Regions from separate parts of the Mus musculus genome. Here region 1 is linked to region 2. The links are chromatin loops, found by intact Hi-C in ENCODE. Cell type or tissue: gastrocnemius. All regions are shown on one strand. Each heading gives the region's core, and the rest is flanking DNA. Links, peaks and the distances in the headings are about the cores only. Region 1 has its middle 49 kb from the start of Fgf18. Region 2 has its middle 1.6 kb from the start of Fgf18.

The links. Hi-C counts contacts between places; a loop is a spot of excess contacts. Peaks named below come from ENCODE experiments on the same cell type or tissue, not always from the same donor. Only the 100,000 strongest peaks of a DNase experiment are listed, where the experiment ranks them.
Region 1: it touches region 2 in a loop (2.4-fold over the local background); 5 of 42 quality-filtered maps call a loop at or near these places.

Annotation. Positions count from the first base shown.
Region 1 is chr11:33,096,950-33,099,753 of GRCm38, forward strand. No RefSeq gene overlaps it. Among named protein-coding and RNA genes, the nearest start is that of Fgf18, 49 kb to the right of the region's middle. In gastrocnemius, for the core only: a CTCF peak has its summit at 1,093 (motif pointing left); a DNase peak (open chromatin) is centred at 1,091; H3K27ac peaks cover 999 bases.
Region 2 is chr11:33,147,575-33,150,378 of GRCm38, forward strand. No RefSeq gene overlaps it. Among named protein-coding and RNA genes, the nearest start is that of Fgf18, 1.6 kb to the left of the region's middle. RefSeq lists promoters at 1-2,804, 1-586 and an enhancer at 401-431. In gastrocnemius, for the core only: a CTCF peak has its summit at 993; DNase peaks (open chromatin) are centred at 51, 488 and 954; H3K4me3 peaks cover 974 bases; H3K27ac peaks cover 687 bases.

The DNA of each region.
Region 1 (2,804 bases), core at 93-2,592, 51 kb before region 2:
GGCGGTCCTTCTCCTGCGGTGTCTGCTGAGGCTGGACCCCACAAAGCAGCAGCAGAAACTCATACACCTGCTGTTTCCTCTAAGGGCTTTCTTCTTTTCTTTTCCTTCCTCTCCTCTAACGGAATAACTAAAACTCCTTTATTGTAGTCCCAAGAAAGATTCCAACAGAACACTTTTTAAGCCTCTGATCACACCAGGCTTCATGATGTCCACTGAACAAAGCAAGACAAAGACAACATAAGACCTACAAGCAGACGTAAATACTAAATGTGTGGTGGGATCAATCTCAGTCTGCACCAGAGGCTTCATGAGGAAACACCTGTTTGAGCAGGGTCCGGCTAAGCTCGGACTTAGCACCACTGACTTGGGCACCCTGGGAGACACCCGCTCATCCTCTCTACACTTCTATTTAAAAGCACAAACATGCACTTCTCGGGATCCTTTGAAGACATTGGTGTGAACTTGCTCAGCATTGGTCCTACTGAATGCTTGTATGCAGCATCAACTGGGACCACCCAATGACATCCTCTTACTGCAGGGAGTCGGAGACACGGCAGCTCCAGATAATCATCCCCAGCTCATGGGAGAAGCTAGAAAATCCAGAGAATGGACCTCTGTGAAGGAGCAAGGCGCTCCTGTCAAAGGAGAAGCTCCTGAGAATTAGGACCTTTGTCCCACATCAACTCCCCAAGCCAGACTCGGTGCCACGCAATCGTGGAAGCTCCTCTGGGATAGTGCACTGCTCAGAGGGAAAGTGGAGATCTTAGTTGGGACACTTGACAGAGAAAATGATAGAGATTATAGGAATATAAACATCTGTCCTCCAAACCATCCAAGCCTGGGCTTTCAGCTATCTTGGCTGATCATGGTCCCATCGTCGTCGTCACTGGAAACTCGGTGGCCTTGGTGAGTCATTGCTGCTCCTCTGGAGCTCAGTGTTGAGAGGGGACACAGTACTATGATGTCCCAGAGGTATGGAAGGAATTAGTTCAGCGCACAGAGCATAAAAGTACGCAATAAAGGCTGTTCTTGCATGCACCTGGGGTAAGCTGCTTTGTTATTTTAGTCAGGTTGGGGATGTGCGCCCTCTAGTGGTAGAGCCCCTCCCAGTGGTGGTGCAGAAGCTTTCTGCCTTGGGGGGGAGGGTCGAAAAGGGACCACAGTAGATTAACTCTTCCAGAAGGGCTTTCCGAGGGCGAGAGCTGAGTTCCGATCCAGGGCCACAACAACGGAATCCAGGAGTGGTGATCTGTGTACATAGAGAGACAGTACAAAGTTTGAGTCTGGACCACTGGAAACTCTAGAGAACTCTTCACGAAGGAACAAACCATGTTAACTAGGGAGGAAGTCATGAAGGCTCCAAAGGCAGTACTTACTCTCCTTTTCTCTAGTAGACCCTCACCCTCTCCACCCTCCTGTTCTGCTTGAGTTGTACAGACCAAGGTCCACAGGAGTCATAGGACTCGATCCATCAACTCCCAGAACATCGGAAGCACTTGGACTCTAGAGCCATGCTATGCTTTCTGCCCTCCAGTGCAAGGTCAGCTTAGCCTAGCAGGCGACAGAAGCCGGGATGTTTCCTTGAATCACAGAGTAGAGTTTCGAAGAAGGAGAAAAGGCAGCAGGCGGAGTTCCCAGGGCTGGAGCCTTGCCTGGCTGGTCCCTGGGCTCAAGGAGGGTGGGAATGACGCAGCCTGGGCCCGGCAGGTCTCTAGAGTACCATTCGCCGGGAATTTGCAGGCAGCAACAGCCAGGAGGACTGCGGGGCTCTGGGAAGGACAGCTGATCCAGTCCAGGCTGACTCACGGGGGCTTTGTGTATGGGGCACAGCCTGTGCTTAGCATCCTGTGTAGTTGGAATCCGAGAGACACCCCCACCCCTACCCGTGCACACACATACACCACCACAGAGAAGCACCCTGCGCCAGCAGAGTGGGTGTACCTAGGGGTGAGGAATAGAAACTTCCTCAGCAAAGAAGGGTCAATTTGGAACAGAGAAATCCCTAAGGACTCATGGGAGGGGGTGGCAGAGCAGGAGGCCAGGCGCAGCTGTGGGCTGAGGCCACAGACTGGAGGCTGCAGAGACAGACCTTCCCTGGACAGGCCCCCTTCTAGTGCCATGTGTCCTAGAAACCTTCTAGCAGGGTGAAGCTCACAGGATACTCGACATGTTTTTGTGGGATCACCCAGAATACAGATGACGATGAAGCTGACACTGAAAAGGAAGAGGCTTCAAGCTCTTGCGCCATTTCTACCCAGCACAACTGTCCATGGCTGTCCTGTGAGGTTCCTCTGAGAACCAGACAACTGTGATGAGGAAGGAGAGTCTGTCATCCTCTAGACCCAGACATCCATCTTGTACCCCAGCTAGCAGCAACCACCAACCTAGAGTGTCTCCCCAGACTGTGTACTGGGGCTAAATGTATCTTAAAGCCATGCACGGTGACAGGAAGAAAGCAGTCTCAAACCCCAGCTCTGCCGTGAACTCACTGTCATTTACATCTCAGCTGCACAGTTTCCTGAAGTGACAGGTATTGTCCTCTGCAGAAAGCATTTATGGAAGAAAACAAAAACCGCTGCCATTGGTTGAACCCTTTGAGACCAGCCAATGTTTAGTTGCTCTGACCACACCCACTGCTGGGCTCTCGGTATGCCCCATCACTGACAGCTTCACGGTCCCATTAACTAAACTACACTGTCAACTAATGACATGTGAATAGCATACAGATGTCATTATATGTAGGAATGTGAGTCTGAGTGAGGTGGCAAGGCCCCAGAACACACTGAATGAGACACTCCTGCCCC
Region 2 (2,804 bases), core at 28-2,527:
ACGGGAGGGCCGTCTGGACGTTCGCGAGACGCGGGCTGCGGGTTCAGTCCAGGGGCAGCATGCACGGCGGGTGCTGCGGCAGAGGCGCCGCAACCGGGACGCGAGGCTAGCGGGGCCGGGGTCAGCGCTCCGAGGCTGGGGCGCGCATCTGCAGTGCGAACGCGTCACGGCCGCTCCGTCTGGGCGCCCGCCGGCTCATGTCTCCTCCTCTGTGTCTCTCCGGCCGTGCGCATCGCCGCCTCCCACCGCTGGCGGCGGCCGGGGCGTTTTCTACGCGAGGGCGGCGAGGGGGCGGGGGGCCAGGGGCGGGTCCGGGCCCGCGCCGGCACAATGAGGATGCGGGGCCCGGGGGCTCCCCCCTCGGGGCGCGGCCGGACGGGCGCTCAGCGCGGCTGGGTGCGCCGCGCCCACATCAAAGCCGGCCCTGCCTGCTCGCCTGCCTGCCGCGGCCTCTCCGCTGCCTCCTCCTTCTGGCGGCTCAGGGTTGGAGGGGAGGCACTCAATACTGTCGGCAATGGGACTGGCCGTTCAGCATGGCAGAACCCACGAAGCTGGACCTGGTGAGCGCTGGAAGCCGTCGGAGCTCTCCGACACAAGGCTAATATTGGCCGAATGGAGCAGGCGGGGTTCCCAAAGAATGCTCACATTTGCTGTTCATATTCACATCCACTAGAGTTGGGAAGCAAGGGGAGGACAGACGAGGCCCGCCCGGTGGGGTGACTCAACTGAAAGGAGTCGTGTTTACCCTTACCCTTAGGCCACGCAAGATAGTGGCTTTTCCCAGACACACGCACCACCACCACAACCACCACCGTGGGATGACTACGCTAAGTAACGCCTTCTTCTGTTTTGCCGTAGGAGATGGCAAAGTCTCAGGGGCGTCTCTCTCCCTTCCCCCGCTCTGGGACTCTAAGGTCGGTTCTAGGGATTCCAGCTGCGTTCTCTAGTTAGGTGACCCGGGTTTTGGAAGCACACGGCTACCACCTAGCGGCTCAAAAATGTCGCTGTAACCTCGCCCCTGAATGGCTACATGCCTGGGAGTAGCCAGGACTCTGGTCAGCGCTCACTCCAGGTCCTCTTCAGTTCGCAATCTAAGCAGCTAGTTTTCCTGCCCTTGATCACCAACCCTGAACTTTTTCTGTCCTTCCATTAACCCCCAAATGTAGATATTGTTGTCAGAGGCCTGCCTCATTCTGTCTAGAGCCTGGGTCAGCCAAGTTCTGCTTTGGACTGATGCTAAAACAAACAGGTCACAGTGGGCAAGAAACTAGAGAACGAGCTCAAAATGCAAAACTCAGGAATTCGGATTATTTGATTTAAAGGCCTTGTGTCCGTAGCTGTGGTTGTTATTCCCCGTTCGCTGGAGCAAAGTGAAGAAGGTGCTGCTCGGTGGTGTTATTTCTCAAGTTATAGAAACATAGTATTTGTTCCAAGGACCAGACCTCCCTGTAAGCGACTTTCAGTTCTTTTTCAAAGTTGAGGCTAAGGGGGCAGTATTAAAAACAAATCCTGAAAACCTTTGCGAAATCGAGTTGTTGAGAGAATTGTTGCATGAAAGGAAGTTGATTTTATGTTTATTGTCTGGGCTGCCTGAACTAGCCTTGCAAAGTTACTAGTAACTTCCTAAATTCTGGAACCAACCAACCAATAGAGTGAAATGACAAACCACAAATAGGGCTGAACCAAAAAGTGGTCTTGCTTTACAGACTGGCACACGTGTATCTGCTGACATGTTTCATGTATCTTCTGGCTAAAATTAATTTTTTCCTATCTGCACTTTATTAGTTTTTCATTACTTTTGAATACAATGGGTAACTATTGTCCCACCTACAGTGGTTTGATGACCTCAGTCATCACACAAGACAGTCCCAAAAATTTGGTGGTCTGAGGACATTAATTCAAGAATCAAAAGTTCTGGTGCTGGGGGGTGTAGCTTGGTAGACTCACAGTTCAATTCCCAACACCCACTAGAAAATGGATAGAAGCATTCAGCTCTATGTGATCCCAGCCACTCAGGTAGAAGCTGCAGATCAGCTCAGGCTTATGCTTGGGTTCAGCCAGCTAGTGGTCCACCTGGGTGCTACATAGGCCCTGTCTCAGAAAAGGGATAGGGGCTACTGAGCTGGCTCAGCAGTTGAGTATTTGAGTACCTGCACATGTGGCATAGTTAGTCCTAGACTTGAATGTTCTTCCTTGCCTGCCAAAAGACTTGAGCATACAATGAGATGGGGCACATTATAAAGACAAAGGCAAACTAATAGCTATAATCCCTATCTTTTCATATTTCTCAATTTTGTGTAGAAACCAACCTTTTCTTAGAGTTGAATCATCAAAACTCTGTTGAGTTCAGTCACTTAAATTAGGTCACTTTTCAATTACACCCTGAAGCCCAGTTAAGCGTTAATATACATATTGAATGACTTTTGAAATGTTCAAAATGGCACTAAGTGCTAACTTGAAACTCACTCCACTGCTGTTTGTGGTCCTATTATGTTGCCAGTCCTGAGACAAGATACGCCCCCCCCCCCAAAAAAAAAACAGTGGGGGGATGGCAATAAGATGTGTTCATAGGATTCAACTTTAGCCCATGTTAAGACAGGAAATAATCTAACCAAGTTGTTCTTTGACTTCCACATGTAGATTTTAACTCATGTGTGTACACACACCCCACATGCACACTAAATCTCCAGATTATCAAGAGCAATGAAGAGATACTAGACCTTTTTTTATCCAGTGTTCTGAAGAATACAAAGTTAACGGCAGATAGTCCAAAGAACTTGGCAACATGAAGCTAAGACCAAAGG